Linked DNA regions of Homo sapiens: region 2 is linked to region 1. A link is a loop called in an ENCODE intact Hi-C map of the cell type or tissue named here. Cell type or tissue: PC-3. All regions are shown on one strand. Each heading gives the region's core, and the rest is flanking DNA. Links, peaks and the distances in the headings are about the cores only. Region 1 overlaps MAML2 (mastermind like transcriptional coactivator 2). Region 2 overlaps MAML2 (mastermind like transcriptional coactivator 2).

Region 1 (8,462 bases), core at 2,437-6,436:
CCAAGTGGTTTCCAAACCCTTACCTGCCCTGGGGACAATTATTTCTACTTCCACTTTTGCAACATTTATCATGTAGTACCTTATATCAGAGTTCCTTCTCTGTCTTATCTTCTTAGGATTGTAAGTTCCATACAATAAAAATCCATGCTTTACTTGTATCTACCACAGTGCCTGTTAAAATGCCTGGCAGGAATGCCATAAAGAATGTTTAACACATAAATGAATCTATGCTTAGGTAATAGTTTCAAGTCTGTAAGTCCTTCAGAGACTGTGAGCTCCTTGAAGACAGGGATTGTGCATACCTAATCTTGTACTAGACTTGACGCACTGTAAATGCTCAAAAATTTTTGAATAAATGGATTCCAGCAGATTCTGATTAATTTTGTTTTGGATGGTGCATGGCAGAGGAATTGACTCTTGGGGTGAAAGTTGTGGTCTGGTGAGAGAGCACATGGAAGAGGAGAGTGTACCCTGGGTCGCGTCTGGGAAAACCTAGTGACAGAGGGTAAATGTGAAACCTTCCAGGTTGCATTGGCTGGGTTTCATCTCTCATCACGAGATTTTTTTCAGAGAGCTCTTGGAAGGGAGATATTCCATTTGGATCCAGTTGGAATTACTAACAGAGGATGGGCTGCAACACGGCAGGTTTCCAATTGTGTTTCTTAGGCTTGAAACTCTTCCCAGAAGCAAAGATGATGAAGGCTTCATTTGTTAGGCATGAAAATAGAAAACACTTTACAAAGGGTTTTAAGGAAAATCTTTTCTTTCCTATTATTTTTATCCCCCACTCCCTATTGTTGGCCAATCCTCAAATTTTAAACTCTTTGGGGAAAGAACAACGTTCCTTATAGCTCTTGTTACTAAACTAAACTAAGTGGAAGCATTGAATCTACTTTATTGGATACATTTAATGAGGTTTTAGTTGTAATAATTATGGTTAAATAGTTCAACATCTAAAACATTGTAGTACTTTAGGTGGCCTGAGGGGAATGCGTCTCATAAAGATATATAATAACATAATGATCACTCATAAAGTCTGGGTTTTATACTGTTTGTATCTAATGACTAACAACCAATCCAGGAAGCACAGAATATGACCCCCATCTCCCTGTCCTTTCATTGCTTCTAAAACAGCACAGTCAGCCAGCTAGGGCAGTTGGTCAAATACTTTGAAGTGTGTGTGTGTGTGTGTGTGTGTGAGAGAGAGAGAGAGAGAGAGAGAGTGTGTGTGTGTGTGTGTGTCAGAGAGAGATTTCTTCTGTTTAAAAACATTTGTTATTTATGAAACCACATAATTAAAAATAATTCCATCAACTTACTATAAAGCTCCATTTCTAATGCAAAAAAATTTTGTGGAAGTAGCAAAGTAATAAGAAAAGACTTGAAGCTTTTCAAATTCTGCCCAGAATACCAAAATTATTTTTGATACTTTAATCTTTTTTGATACTTTATTGAGCATTCAAAATCATTTAGCATCACGAGAAATCTTAAAAGCATATTCTAAAGGGAAAATACATGGCATCTCTGAGCACTGGACTCAGACTATCCACTATAAATTTGAGGTCATATTTTGTCTAGATGGCATTTTTGGGGGTCAGAGTTATTGGTTTGATCATATAGGGCCAGTTAGCTTTTTCTTGGACTCTAATCATTGTAACCATATGGTTTTCAATATATGCCCTTAGTCACATGGGGAAGCATATGGGAGTGTCCAAGAGGTTTAGTTTAAAAGATTAAAAGGCTTGTCTGCTTTCTGAATTATTTGAACCCGTCCTCATAGGCAAAGGTCCTGGAATTAAGGACAGACTAATATAATTACTGGGTAATATGGGAAAGCTACCTTGAGGAAGTGGAGGTGGAATTTAACTCCCAAAGAAGGAAAAGAATTTGCATAACTACCACAAAGATAAAAGATTAGAATTCTGGAATTGTGTGGTACCCTTTAGAAAGGCAATCAGGGCAAGTGTGAGATAGGTCAAGAGAGGGTAGACATATCAGTGGCAGGAATGTGGAAAAGAAACCACGCTAGACTGGAAGAAAGCTATGCGAAGCCAACCATAAGTAATTCTGATTTTAAAATTTCAAATAGAGTGTCTTTTAAAAAAGTAGTGCGTGTTTTAGGTATGCCCATTATTTTCTCACAGCACCTTCTTTTGGAACAATCTGCTCTGCCTAGATCAATCAAATTCTTGTTTTCTGAGGATGTGGATTCTACGGAAGATAGGAGACTGGGTCTGTCAGGTGTTAGCTCCTGGCACTGGAAAGTCATGTAGAGCAAGAAATAGTATCGTGGTAACCCAAAGTCCTGTGCAGGCTGAAATCACTGGGCAACAGTAACTAAGATCTTTGTAGAGGAAACTTCAGAGAGGAATGAAGCAAGAGATCATGAGATCTCAGAAGGAAGGAAGCACAGAGACAGGGAAGATTACTGCTGTGCTTTCCCATTTTTTGGTATTCTCCCAACATTGGGTTCTCTAAGACTCCACTGTATTCTTCCAGGAAATCTTCATATATTCAAAAGAGACTGAGGAGATTTCTGTTCCATGAAATGCAACAGTGCCTCACACACAGAGAGATGAAAGGAAGACAAACAAATTCAAAATCAAAAGGCCTCCATTCGAGTCCTAGCTCCATGTGACCGTGGGCAAGTTACATAACCTCTCTGATACACGTGCTGGGCATCTGTGAACTAAGGGTTAGGATATAGACTCCTCAGTGAGGCTACAGGGATTAAATGTGAAAATGGTCTGAAACTGTGCCTGTCATACAGTGAAACCCTCAAAAAACAGAATATAACTGAATAAAATAATGCACAAGTATAGCAATTTTAAAAAACTTTACCACAGTATTATGTTCAATTAAAACAGATTTTTGTGGAAAACATAGCTATTCTTTGAGATGCTACACATGTAATTCTATAATAAAGTAGGCACATGACACACAGAAAATCTCTCATCTAATGAGTGGCTTAACCCCACCGGAATGACACATACAAACGGACATAATCAAAAAGCCGGGGGTAAGATATAGGTATAGGGCCCAAGAAAAAAGATGGTATGTCTCAGGTTTTAAGTAGGGGTAGAAGGGCACTTTAAGTTCACTCTAGAGAGTTTTATTTCCTCTAACAACTAGGAGAGGTGGATCTTTCATTCATTTTAAACTCTTTTAGCACTACTCTCTGCAGGAATATGATGGGAAAGAACACATGATCACCATTCCTGACTCAGAGCCCCTGGAACAGGTCTGGTCACCACCACAATCACAGTTGCAGTGGACGGTGAAAAAGCACTTGGTGTGAAAATAAGATTTTAGGAGCTCACGATAGGATGGCAAATAGGGATACATTGTGATTTGAGGGTTTCACTTCTTTCTTTCCTACTTGGCCCATGATGAGGGAAACTAGATCTCAAGATTCAAGAATATGTTGAATCCTTATCTATTTAAATTTAGAGATTTAACCAAGAAGTCCCATTGTAAAAATAACTCCGGGGCTGAGATGTGGCGATCCAAATTCCTGAAAATTGTTAACCCCCAATAATTCTTACTGCCTTGAATTCCCCAGGAATGACAGTATATTTCTAATTTCCAGGTGTGCTGCGGCTAACTTAAACAAGATAAAACACCTTTCATGGTATTTAAAAACACCAGTGGGTTTTCTCCCTATAGTCTCCACTCCCAGCTCAGAGGACTGTAATCCTAAACTTGGAGCACCATCTTAGATAAGTGAAAGCGGAGTAGATAATTTTGAACTGGATCCATCTTGGAAATTTGATCGGAGTCTGAGAATACCGCCTAGGTTGTTCCTGCACTGCCGTCGGGAGCCAACGCACCTGGGCTCTTGCCAGTACTTGCTTTCTGCCCAGTCACCAGATGCATTCTGGGATGTTTCTGCCCACAAGCAAAACTTTGGCTTGTTTTTCTTCACAGCAACTAATGCCTCAGAAAATAAAAAATAAAAAAACAACAACAACAAAAAAAATAACTCTGGCTTTGCAGTTTCCCTGCTGCCTTTAAACCTGTAATGCTAAATGACGTGCCCACAATAAAATAAGAATAAGTGCTCTTTTCTCCTTTTAAAAATCACCAGTGGCTACAAGATCTTTGGCTAAATTGTCCAAAAGTCCAGGTGTTCTCTCTCTTGCTCTTTCTCTGATATATACACATGCATTTCGAGACAAACACCCTTATACACGGTTGTAAGACAGTTTCAACTTTATTTGACAGCTGTTTGCAAATTTAGCCCTGTTACTGAAGCATGCATTCACCAGCTGGCTGGTGACCATGGAAAACTAATAAATACTTAAAGAGGTCTCCAATCAGTGAGCAAAGAAGCTTAGATTGATACTATGACTTCTGAGTTTTGAGGCAATCACCAGTAACATAGAACAGGCCAATTCAGAGAGGACGTGCAAAGGGGAAGAAACCAAAAACACACAGGTTAGAACCAGCAATTGGCTGGATCTTTTCTCCCAGAGGGAGCTGTGTTCAAAGGCAATTCACCCACAGAGCCTGGATGTGTCACCAGCCAGGAGCTCTCGCTGGGCATTCTAAGCTTTGTTTCTGTTTCCTTGACTGCTATTTGTTTACTTCAAGGCTCATAAACTTGCCTCTTGATATTTTAACTCCCAATCCTGACAGTGACAAAATACCCCAAGAGATGGCTTGGCTAATAAAGATCACTAGATATAGGCTAAAATTAGGCAGGGTGGGGCTGTGAAAATAGGTATTACATTAACGTACTAAAGAGAATGTTGAAAATCCACATTCTTGTGCCATAATTAGAATAACATTGTAATATTCTGGCATCTATATTTTACTCGTAAAATATGAAAGCAGGTAAATATTAAGAATTTAATAAATATATACTTAATATAAAATGAAGGAATCTGAGGAACATGCTCCACCAAATTGAATTCTATGGAATTTTACTGTCTTGTGCATTAGTAATGTGTGTTCTATGGGAAAGGAAGGTTGTGGTTAGAAAATAATGTACTAGACATTTTTTTGTTTGCTTGTTTGTTTTACTGTGGGTCTTAGCAACACCTGTATTATATCGACATACACATCTTCATCGTTCCTTATACTCATTTAACCACAGAACCATTTTGGTGTATGTGGTGAAACTAGATTTTGCGTAAATCAATTTGGAATGTCTTCTACTGAACACATCTTAGGAAATGTTGATCTAAGGAAAAACGCAAAATAGATAAAAATTATGACTAGATCTTGAATAAATTCAATGTTTTAAACTGGTTCAACTATTCAATCGCTTAGAACTTTCTCATCCAAAGCAATGTGCTAGGCACTTAAGCCCTATCTGGAGGAATTCACAGCAAGAGACCCATATACCAAGCTTGCTCTTACTGCATGGTATTTGTATTTGCTGTTTCCTCTAACTGGAATGCTCCTCCTCATGGTCCTTACTTTATCTGGGTCACTTCTCCAGTGTTGCCTATAGAGAAGTCTTCCCTCATAACTTATCTAAAATAGCACTTCCATCACTCTCTAACTCTCTACCTTGCTTAATTTTTTTCAAAGTACCCAAAATGATTTTATGTATTTCCTTATATACTTATTGTTCATCTACTCTATTGAAACCTAGCCCTATCAAAGACATAACTGTTTTATTCAACCTTGTATCTTCAGCACTTAGTATAGTATGTGGCATTTAGTAGGTGCTTAATAATACTTGTCAAATGAATGAATGAATAAATAAATGAATGAAAATAATTCTAGGCCAGGCGGAATTACTGGTGGCACACATCTGTAATCCCAGCACTTTGGCAGGCCAAGTTCACTTGAGCCCAGGAGTTTGAGACCAGCTTAGGCAACATAGTGAGACCCTGTCTACACAAAAATGTTTTTAAAGAATTAGTCAGGCATGATGATGTATGCCTGTAGTCCCAGCTACTTGGGAGGCTGAAGCAGAAGGATCACTTGAGCCTAGGAGGTTGAGGTTTCAGGGAGCCATGATTGCACCACTGAACTCCAGCCTCAGTGACAGAGCAAGACCAACTCAGAAAAAGAGGAGAGGAGGGGAGAGGAGGAGACAGAGGTGAGAGAAGAGAGAAGAGAGGGGAGAGAGGAGGAGAGGAGGGGAGGGGAGAGGAGAGAGGAGACAGGAGAGGGGAGGGGGATAAGGGAGAGGGGAGGAGAGGAGACAGGAGAGGGGAGAGGGGAGGAGGGAAGAGGAGAGGAGGGAACAGAAAAGAATTCCATAAAAGTAACATAGGAGGAGCTAGAGGAATTTGGGTTGAGGCTGCTAAGAAAGGCTTTATGGAGAAGATGACATTTGAGCTTTGCATTGAATATGGGAAGGTTTCTGACATGGCGCAAATAGAATAAATAGTTTAGGATAAGAAAGAAAGCTTAAAGGCCCAGAAGTAGCCTTGAAAAAGTAACCTTTAGACAGGCAGGAAAAGAGATCATCGGCCGGGCGCGGTGGCTCACGCCTGTAATCCCAGCACTTTGGGAGGCCAAGGCAGGCGGATCACGAGGTCAGGAGATCGAGACCATCCTGGCTAACATGGTGAAACCCTAACACGGTGAAACCCTGTCTCTCAAAATACAAAAATTAGCCGGGCGTAGTGGCGGGTGCCTGTAGTCCCAGCTACTCAGGAGGCTGAGGCAGGAGAATGGCGTGAACCCGGGAGGCGAAGCTTGCAGTGAGCAGAGATCGTGCCACTGCACTCCAGCCTGAGCGACAGTGACAGAGCAGGACTCTGTCTCAAAAAAAAAAAAAAAAAAAGATCATCACAACCTGGGGCTAGCAGCCTATTCGCTGCACTCAGGAATGAGACACTTCCAAAGCAACACAAGTCCTCAAACCGGGGTTCCCTTTAGATGTCTGAGCCTGGCCTATTCTATTCATGTTTTCCTGGTTCAATAGTTTGTTCATTCATTATATTATTTATTATGTGCCAGGTACACTTCAAGGTGACAGATAAAGCAGACATAAAAATCCTGGCATTCATAGAACTTACATCTAATGAGGAAATAATATAATAAATGTCATAATTATAGTACATATTAGAAGATGGCAAGCATTACAGAAAAATAGAGTAACAGAGATGAAAAGTGTTGGGGTAAAAATTGCATTTTCTAAACTTTCTATTGCAGTATAATACACACACAGAAAAGTATCATATCATTAATGTACAACTCTGAGTTTGCACACAATATATGACCTTTATGTAACTAGCTTGGAGAACAAAAAACAAAACATTACCAACAGTCTAAAAAACCTCCTTGGCTGGGCACGGTGGCTCACACCTGTAATCCCAGCACTTTGGGAGGCCGAGGCGGGTGGATCACCTGAGGTCAGGAGTTTGAGAACAGCCTGACCAACATGGTGAAACCTCGTCTCTACTAAAAATACAAAAATTAGCTGGGCATGGTGGTGGGCGCCTGTAATCCTAGCTACCCAGGAGGCTGAGGTACGAGAATTGCTTGAACCCAGGAGGCGGGGGTTGCAGTGAGCCGAGATCGTGCCACTGCACTCCCTTCTGGGCGACAGAGTGAGACTTTGTCTCAAAGAAAAACAAAACAAAAGAAACCTCCTGTGTACTTCTCATAACTAACCACCCTGCCTAAGATAACTATTATTCTGTTTTCAAATAGCAAAGCTCAGTGCTGACTGTTTTTGTACTTTTATTTATATAAATGGAATTGTATATTATGTATTTTTAATCAGGCTTCTTTCTCTTCAACATTATGCTTCTGAGATTCATCCACGTTGTTGCATGTAGTTGTAGATCAGTCATTCATTGTGATTGCTGTAGAGTATGTTCCAGTATGTGATTATACCACAATTTATTTACCCTTCCAGTTGCTGATGGGCACTTGGGTATTTTCTAGTTGCTGGCTATCCTAAATATTGCTGCTATGAACATTCTGAACACATGGATTTTGGTAAGGGTATGGATTTTCAAGTAGGTTGGTTACAGCAGGGCTCATTAAACAGGTGATATTCAAGGCCAGGTGTGGTGGCTCACACCAGTAATCCCAGCACTTTGGGAGGCTGAGGCAAGTGGATCACTTGAGGTCAGGAGTTCAAGACCAGCCTGGCCAACATAGTGAAACCCCCTCTCTACTAAAAATACAAAAAAAAAAAAAATTTAGCCGGGCATAGTGGTGGGTGCCTGTGGTCCCAGCTACTCAGGAGGCTGAGGCAGGAGAATTGCTTGAGCCCAGGAGGTGGAGGTTACAGTGAGCCAGCCTGGGCAACAGAGTGAGACTCCATAAAAAGAAAGAAAGAAGGAAAGGAAGGAAAGGAAGGAAGGGAAGGAAGGGAAGGAAGGAGGAAGGGAAAGAAAGAAAGAAAGAAAAAAGAAGGTGGTATTCAAGCAAAACTTGAAGAGTCTATGGAGGTGATCCATGGTCATCTGGAGGAAGTGTGTTCCATTGCGTTTCAGTCAGTAGGAACCTCCATCAGGCAAGAGTGTGCCTGATGTATGAGAAAT
Region 2 (8,462 bases), core at 2,631-6,630, 60 kb before region 1:
AATAATTTTTACTCTTAAGATGTTATCTATACATTTTAGTTTCTCTTCCAAGTAGAACTCATCCTTACCATTATCCTCTTCTCTTTCCACACTGAATGTTTATTGTATACACTGGAGGTGAATAAACATCTTTTGGGCTTAGGTTGCTGGTCTGTCTTCACTTGGCAAAAGAGTTTACCTCACCTAGCTGTGCTGGTCTAAGAGGTGAATGCAGCAAACAGATGAGATTTAGATTGTCTCTCTATAGGAAGAAGGTGAGTGTGTTTGGATTATTAGTGAGATTTTGTAATTTAAGATATGGGGAATACAGTGTGTATGAAAAAAAGGGCAGCCAGAAAAAGGTAGTAAATATTTGTGAGGTTTTTTTTTTTTTACATCGGTTTCTTGTATTTATTTATTTTTTTCCCTGACAATAACAACCTGATTTTCCTTTGAGAAATTACCCCTTTCTCACCCTCAGCCCATTTGGTTTCGGTGGTATTAATACTACTTCTGCCTACAGGGATAGACATTTGATTCAGGCCTGGCCAATCAGTACACTGTACCTCCTTGGCCAAAGTGATTGTTCAGGGATGGGCACACACCCTAATTAAAGTCTATGAGACACACAGTTAGGTCTTTTGAAAGGAAAACATTCACTCTGTTTATGCTGAACATGGACTTATGAGGATGTTAAATCTGGAGGTTGTCAACCACTTTGCCAATATAAGAGAAGGGCATGCCCAAGGATGGAGACAAGACACAGGGAAGCAAAGGCGAGAGACATAAAGGAACCAATTCTTGACATTGTTGAGCTGCTGTATACAGCCATACCTAAACTAAATATCTCCCAGAAGTTTTAGTTATGTTAAGCAGTACATTCTTTTTTCTAAGCCTGTTGGAGACATGTTTTCTTTCCATCCTTTCTCCCATCCTTCTATCCTCTTTTTGCTGAAAGAACCCCAAAAGAAGTTTCTATATATGTATGCAGTATTGTATATATTATTTTCTCTTTCCTACCCTTCCTCCTTCCCTTTTGCTGAAAGAATCCTAAGTATTGTAGAAAGCATTTGTATATTCTTGCACATCCTAGAGCTGAAGATGACTTACATTTGATAAAAGGGAATTTAAGATGCTATTTATGTAAACAAACAGAAGCTCTCTATTTATATTATTGCATGCAGATCAGCATTTTGGTTTTAAAAACCTAAGCAACAGCATTTTGATTTTAAAAATCTAAGGTCAATATGTTTTCTTAATTCTCATGGTACAAGGTTTTAGTTATTTTATTGCTGCCAATGAAGCTGATCCTAGGACACTCCTGGTACTTCATCTATGATATTTGGCTCTGTGTCCCTACCCAAATCTCATCTCAAATAGTAATCTCCATGTGTTGAGAGGGACCTGGTGGGAGGTGATTGGATCATGGGGTGGTTCCGCCATGCTGTTCTTGTGATAGTGCAGGAGTTCACATGAGATCTGATGGTTTAAAAATGGCAATTTCCACTGTGCATTTTCTCTCCTGCCATCACATAAGACGTATCTGCTTCCCCATTTGCCTTCCACCATGATCGTAAGTTTCCTGAGGCCTCCCAGCCATACAGCACTGTGAGTCAATTAAGCCTCTTTTCTTTATAAATTACCCAGTCTCAGGTAGTATCTTTATAGCAGCACGAGAACAGGAACTTAAGGATATTAGAAGCTGTTACACTGCCATTTACAAATCACAGAAGTTCATTAATATATACCCAATGGAGTATATTACTCAAAGTACTGATTTTCTCCTAAAATAAAATTTCTTTATTTTAGAAAGGATGCTAATGAGTCTTTTTTTGGCTAATTTTCTACTTAGTTTTGGAAGAAAATCTAACACAGGGTTTTAGAGTTGAAAGGGAATAGTGTTATTTCAGCCCCAAACCCTTTTTTTTGGGGTGCAAAAACAGTCACAGAAATGTAAAAGAGAAATTGTGGATAAAATGGTTAACAATTTGAACAGCCTTTGGCAACTAAAGGTTGGGAAGGAGCTGAGCTTTTCTCTCTTTCGTACTTACTTTTCCACTCTCAGTTCTACTTCCATGGCTACACAATGGGGTTCATAGATAATTTTGTAATTACACATTTTTCTCTTAATCTGTATATACATTATTTATTTTTTTAAAATGTGGATTTTATTTCCTATCTGACCTTCCAGGCTCATTAGAATAGGGACTATATAAAAATGTGAATTTCAGGCTGGGTGCAATGGCTCATGCCTGTAATCCCAACACTTTGGGAGGCCAAGGGGGGTAGATCATGAGGTCAGGAGATCGAGACCATCCTGGCTAACACGGTGAAACCCCATCTCTACTAAGAATACAAAAAATTAGCCGGGTGTGGTGGCGGGTGCCTGTGGTCCCAGCTACTTGGGAGGCTGAGGCAGGAGAATGGCATGAAACTGGGAGATGGAGCTTGCAGTGAGCAGAGATCACGCCACTGCACTCCAGACTGGGCGACAGAGCTAGACTCCATCTCAAAAAAAAAATTTTCAATTTCATTATAATTTCATTATTGGTTTATTAATAATGCTAATAACAAAGACAATGTCACATACTTTTTTAGTAGAGGGGAAAGGGATAATGAGAGCTTAACAACATATTTAGACAGCAGTGCAGGAGAATTTGGAATGGTTCTTCTTGCCTCCTCTAAAGACCCATCTTACTCTCAACCTCCTTGACTCTCAAGAAGGGCTGTGTAAATATGTCCAGTCGGGCTGTGTTTACCTAGCCTGTGTTCACTAGCCGGTCTGACCAAATGCCACACAGCAGGCCAGGCAAATGCCCACAGTGCCTGCGAATTAGGTTGTATTTCCCTAGTATTTAGTAGATGCCATGCATATAGAATGTTAATACAAACTTTTTAAGTCAACTAAAGAACACTGTGACAAGTCAACATTTCACTCGTTCAGAAGCTTCCGAGAGACTAAACTTGCCTTTAAGTACCCATTATTATGAATAGTTTTCAGAACTTTGTATAATGAAGCAACAATATTGTTGATAACTGAAAGTATGATTTCATACAGGATAACGATTTCTGAATTTTTTTTTTTTTTTTTTTGAGATGGAGTCTCGCTCTGTTGCCAGGCTGGAGTGCAGTGGCGCAATCTGGGCTCACTGCAACCTCCGCCTCCCGGGTTCAAGTGATTTTCCTGCCTCAGCCTCTCGAGGAGCTGGGACTACAGGCTCCCACCACCACACCTGGCTAATTCTTTGTATTTTTAGTAGAGATGAGGTTTCACCATGTTGATCAGGATGGTCTCGATCTCTTGACCTCGTTATCCACCCGCCTTGGCCTCCCAAAATGCTGGGATTACAGGCGTGAGCCATCACGCCTGGCCTACTTCTGAATTTTTTTAAACAGTTTTTTACACATGAAATTATACGCAATACAACATACTTGTTTTACAAGTTGAAATCTTTACCGTTATGGTACGTTTACAGTAATGCAGGTAACATTAGCGCATTCACTTAGAGCAGAGTTATTTATCTTCATAGGGCTTAATACAAAGCCAAGACCGAATTACTTGCTTAAACTGCTTTCTAGTCTTTGACTTAAAACAAAAAAGAAAAATTGCTTCTACCTCCTCTCTATGTCAGGATGATAAACAATGCCAACAATTAAGTGGTCTGGTATTTCTAAAAATGGCAGATTGTATTCCAATAGCTCTTAAGTTGTAAATCTTAAGGTTTTAGCTAAATATGTCTATCAAATTGTCATTATCTCTGCTTTCAGGAAAATTATGTCACCTTTGGTAATAGGCTGCTAACAAACAAACTACAGACTACACATCATGTTTTCCCAAAGAATCCTGTATTTTAATGAATAGCTGAATAAATAGACATTAATTATGAAATTCACATTAAGATAGAAGAAAATCCAAACATTCTGATTGCTTTATCTCTTAAATTTGATAACTACTACAAAACATACTATTTATGTTAGGGTAAAAATAAGCTGACTCACAGGAGTGTAACTGGGAAGTGCTGGCAGATATATACAGTAACATGGAGGAGCCATACAACAAAAGCGTTTATATGTACATCATTTTTTTTCTTTTTGTATGGAGAAATGCTGCCTTATAAAATCGGAAAACACACAGTAGACTACATGCAACAAGGACCAATACAATGTGCACAGCAGAAGAATCAAATAAGACACAAGAACTATGGGTTTAAAAAAGAATTTGGGAGCAGGACAAAAAACAAGGATTGAAACCTGGAATGCTTTCTTATTGAGGTTTCAGAATATAAATTTGTCTAACAAGCCTCTTGATAGTTTTCAAAAGTTCCCACTCAACCACCTATGGTTTAAGTGTAGAGCTAAAAATAAACCATCATATTATACAAAACTTTGCATATTAGCATACAAAAGGTAGCAATTTACTTTTTGTATAAAATATAACCTTTTGATAGTATATTTATTTCACATATGTATAAATATAACCCAAAGAATATGTTTGAAGTATTTCTACCAAAATATTCTTTACAAAAGTTTACAAAACAAGTAATTTATTTATATTTACAAACTAGCACAGGGAAGATTCTGGGCCAGTGATGTTGGTATTGTAAAGAAGGAGAGTGCTTCCAGACATTTTAAAGACTGGGAGACAGCTTTGCAGAATTTTCAAAGTGTGTTCTTTTTCTTTGAACAGATATTGAAAGACTTGATTATTAAATAACTTCAGCTAAATTACATTTGATATTTGAATATGTGAGCATAGAACTGAAAGGGCTGAAGATAACCTTTGCTCCTCTGTAATTAGGAAAATGATAGTGATATTTTGCATTCATTCCAAATCAGCACACGTCTTCCCCATTTTACAGCTGATCTGGATGTGGACACTAAGGTTAAATGACTCAACAAAAACTCTTTAATACAGTGCTCAGCCCTGAGGGACAAAACCTGGATATGAAGAGTCCATCTAGCATGTGGCAATGATTCATCACATCAGGGACAAAAGAACAAACAGAATGCTCCTAACAGACCACATTCCATTTTGTTGCTCACCCAAATCCAAATAATACGTCCAATGAAGGACAAATTGTTTTCCCTCTTGATTATGCGTTCCTTCAAACTCCGTGAAATACATTTGTACACACTGGTACTTGCCATCCCTGGTTCTTATCTCCAACCAAAACATGATATTTTCTAATCTCGGTTTTCTTCTCCAAACTTCCTTTTCTTATAAACCAGCCTCAGTCATCAAAATGAGTAGGGAGGACGAGGTTCAATTTCACTCAGCTTGGGAACAAACCAGCAGGCATCAATCATAATAAGCAACATCCCAGGTTATTTGTAGCCAAATAAATCTTATTTATAGCAATGTCCACTGGGTTTTTTAAAAAAGTGAAATCTAATGCAGAGAGGTGTGCACCAATATTTCAGTATGATTAGGACAAGTCTTTGTTATATCTAAAATTTCATTTGGAATGGATTCAGATATTCGTTGTGGAAGCCAAAATCAAATTGCACAGCTCTATATTTTTGTTTAATCACTAGACACAGCATCCCACTGAAGTAGAGGATTGTGGGAAAATTGTAAAAGTGAGGAGTGAATATGGGGAAGAAATTCTGTAATCCACTGGATGTTTTCTAGGTTCTCTGGCTTTTTCTTAATTTGCATACTGTTTGGTTACTCCAAACAAACCTATAACATTTCAATCTATCCTGCAAGCTTCAGGAAAATTAAATGAAAAGACACAATGGAAAGATTAAACCATACCTATCTATTAGAGCAAATTAAGGAGTTTGTTGCTTGGAACTAGTACCTCCTCATGACATGGGGTTTAAATAAACTACAAGTTCTATTACCTTTTTTATTTTCCAGGGAAAAAGAAACTTGGGAAGGCTATTTTACACAATTAATTACACATTGACACCACAGTTCTGTTTGGATAAATTGGATACTGTATCCTGGAGTTTAGACAGGGAAAAGTGATCCCAATATTTTACTTTCAGGTGTAAGATTTAAAACAAGAATTTGGACCAAAATGTTCATCACTGCAGTTACTTTCTGCTTTCCATTTTTAAGCATGTTATCTTCATGTAGTCCACCTGAACATCAACAGTTCAGCCTCTACAGAGTTTCTGTAATATACTGCCTTTTAGTGCTTGGAGTTTGTAAATTGTCTTCCCTTTCTTCTTTAGGAATTGTTCCCCAAGATTTCATCAAGATTGATGTCTTTCATCCAGTCATCATTACCAGGCTCTGTCTTCAATAAAGAATCAATGAAATCAGCATCACTGTTTAGGGCAGGGCCCATGTTATCATTTTGTTGGCTGAGGAAGTCAAAAGCTAAGTCACTGCTGTGGTCAGTTCCTTGAAAAGCCCTGGAACTTTGGTTGGGTGAAGGAAAATTGCTGGGCGTCAGGGATGGTGGCTGGTTGATGCCCGTCCTCGACTGATTCAACCCTGTTCCTGACTGATTCAAATTAGGCAAAATCTGTGTGCTTAGCTGATTGGGTCTGAGATTCAGACCCCTGAGGGGACCCATGGTTTGCCCATTTAGTGTTTGGCTCATTTGGTTCATGGGTCTCATTTGCACTGCTGGTGTTAACTGGTTAGGAGGAGCCACTGCCCTCTGGGAAAATTGCTGGCTACCTACTGCCTGTTGCAGTGACTGATTTGGGGTATAGGCTGCAGGTGTACCTGTGGGGAAGCGGACTCCTGCAGACGTCAGGGCTTCTTGCTGTTTGCTTGTTCCTTCTTGAGAGGCCCAGTTTGGTGCAGTTGTGTTGGATGTGATCATTACGTTTGATGTTCTCTGTGGTGGCATGCTTGCCATACTATGGGTTAAATTTGGTCTCAATTGTTGTGAATTACCAACAGATCCAGCTCCAAAAGTGGCTACATTGTTATTATTACTTGGCCCTAAGGTAGGTGGCCGTGGCATCATAGGGTTGTTTTGATTTGCTAACAATTGCTTTGGGTTTCTCTGTTGGGTCAATTGATTCATTCCTGAAGTGACACTGTATGTGTTAGGTTGATTACAAGGCAGATTTCCATACATCCCCATATTCTGAACTGCTGTAGATAATGATGGCATTCTTGTCCCGTGAGAAGTAGACAGGAGGCTGGAATTGGGAGTTAAAATGGTGTGTGTTGAAACTGGGTTTGCCAAAGCCTGGTTAGAGTTTAAGCTTATTGTGGATGAGCCACCTGAGAAAAAGAAGAGAATTTTATTAGTTCGTAGCAGCATGTTATCTCCTCTGTAACTGCACTTTTCAATAACTCATCAATCTGAAACTGCTTTCAGGTGTAAGACAATTTAGGCGAAATAATGATCAAATAAATTATATAAAAGGAACAAGACAGCTCTTAGGAGGAAGGAGCACCTGAGGTCACTTTTTGGTTCAGAAGTTTACATATTACAAAAAGAAGACTAAAATAGAATAGTTCTATCTTGTAGGTTTTATTTTATTCCTCTTCTGAAGTCATTGAAGGGAGGTAATAGTCAATCTTCCATTTTGAATTAGCTTTACTATGTTCCAAGTCCAGAGACTACAGTCTTGATTAGTCAGCTCTCATGAAATCCATGTTACTGTTTACCCCAGGTCCAAATGAGAAAGTGTGGATGAATGCTACACACGGCTCCTAGATTAATATTCCCAAACTATGGCCTTGAAAATCATGTCCCATTCTTTGAATCATCCCCATTCAAGAAGCTACCCCAGTGACTCCCCAGTGTTCAAAGGGTAAATCTCCATCTCTTTAAACATCTGGAATTCAGTGCTCTAGAAATTATCTCATAAAGAAATTCTTCAGTTCCAGGAGGTGTAGTTACTATCAAATTGTTACTCAATGCACTGTGAGCCACCTTTGCTTATGGGATTTCCCTTCCTCACTGAGCCCTATATTTTCCTCAAGGTTCAGGCTAAGGCCGAAGCTCCTCCATTAAACTTTCTTTTATCTTCCAGCCTCCTCTCTCCAGCAGTATTTGCCCTTCGAATCTTTCATTTAACACTTAGTATTGGGCAATCTGTGGAGTCTCAAAGTGCCTGCCAGTTAAACTGATGCCTGTCAATAACTGATAGGATATTGACAGAGACCCAGGAGGCAGACAAGGGTCTCCCCCACGCCTTCAAACCTAACACAGCCTGAAGGCTGAAAAACTGGACTGCTGGTCCTGGATGAAGACCGCTTCCGACTGACTCTTTCTGAATAATGCCCACCTGTGCACTGGGAAGACAGGGTGGAGCCTTGGGAAGTTCGTGCCATTTGCAGCAGTGAGGAGCCTGGCCTCTCCTGTTCCTGTGTGGTGACCTGGAATTCAATCTGTGAGGTGGGAAACCTGCTAGCAGGACTCTCTCTCACTTTGCTGAGAGTTATTTTTCCTTTTTGCCGAATAAATTCCATTTTTCCTCATCCTTCCATGTGTCCACGAACCTAATCTTTCCTTGCCATGTGACGAGAGCCTGGTTTTAGCTGAACTAAGGAGAAAGTTCTG

What was found. A loop is a pair of places that touch in the nucleus more often than their neighbours do. Peaks named below come from ENCODE experiments on the same cell type or tissue, not always from the same donor. Only the 100,000 strongest peaks of a DNase experiment are listed, where the experiment ranks them.
Region 2: it touches region 1 in a loop (2.7-fold over the local background); 2 of 110 quality-filtered maps call a loop at or near these places.

What each region holds. Positions count from the first base shown.
Region 1 is chr11:96,033,235-96,041,696 of GRCh38, forward strand. The region is part of intron 2 of MAML2 (mastermind like transcriptional coactivator 2); the gene reads right to left. Among named protein-coding and RNA genes, the nearest start is that of MTMR2, 110 kb to the left of the region's middle. RefSeq lists an enhancer at 6,575-7,075. In PC-3, for the core only: a CTCF peak has its summit at 4,461; DNase peaks (open chromatin) are centred at 4,567 and 5,037; H3K4me3 peaks cover 833 bases; H3K27ac peaks cover 3,462 bases.
Region 2 is chr11:95,972,790-95,981,251 of GRCh38, forward strand. MAML2 (mastermind like transcriptional coactivator 2) reads right to left here. Exons shown (of 5, transcript NM_032427.4): 5 at 3,809-7,174. The coding sequence ends at 6,159. Among named protein-coding and RNA genes, the nearest start is that of MTMR2, 53 kb to the left of the region's middle. In PC-3, for the core only: no CTCF peak of the experiment used is centred there; a DNase peak (open chromatin) is centred at 4,992; H3K4me3 peaks cover 737 bases; H3K27ac peaks cover 2,131 bases.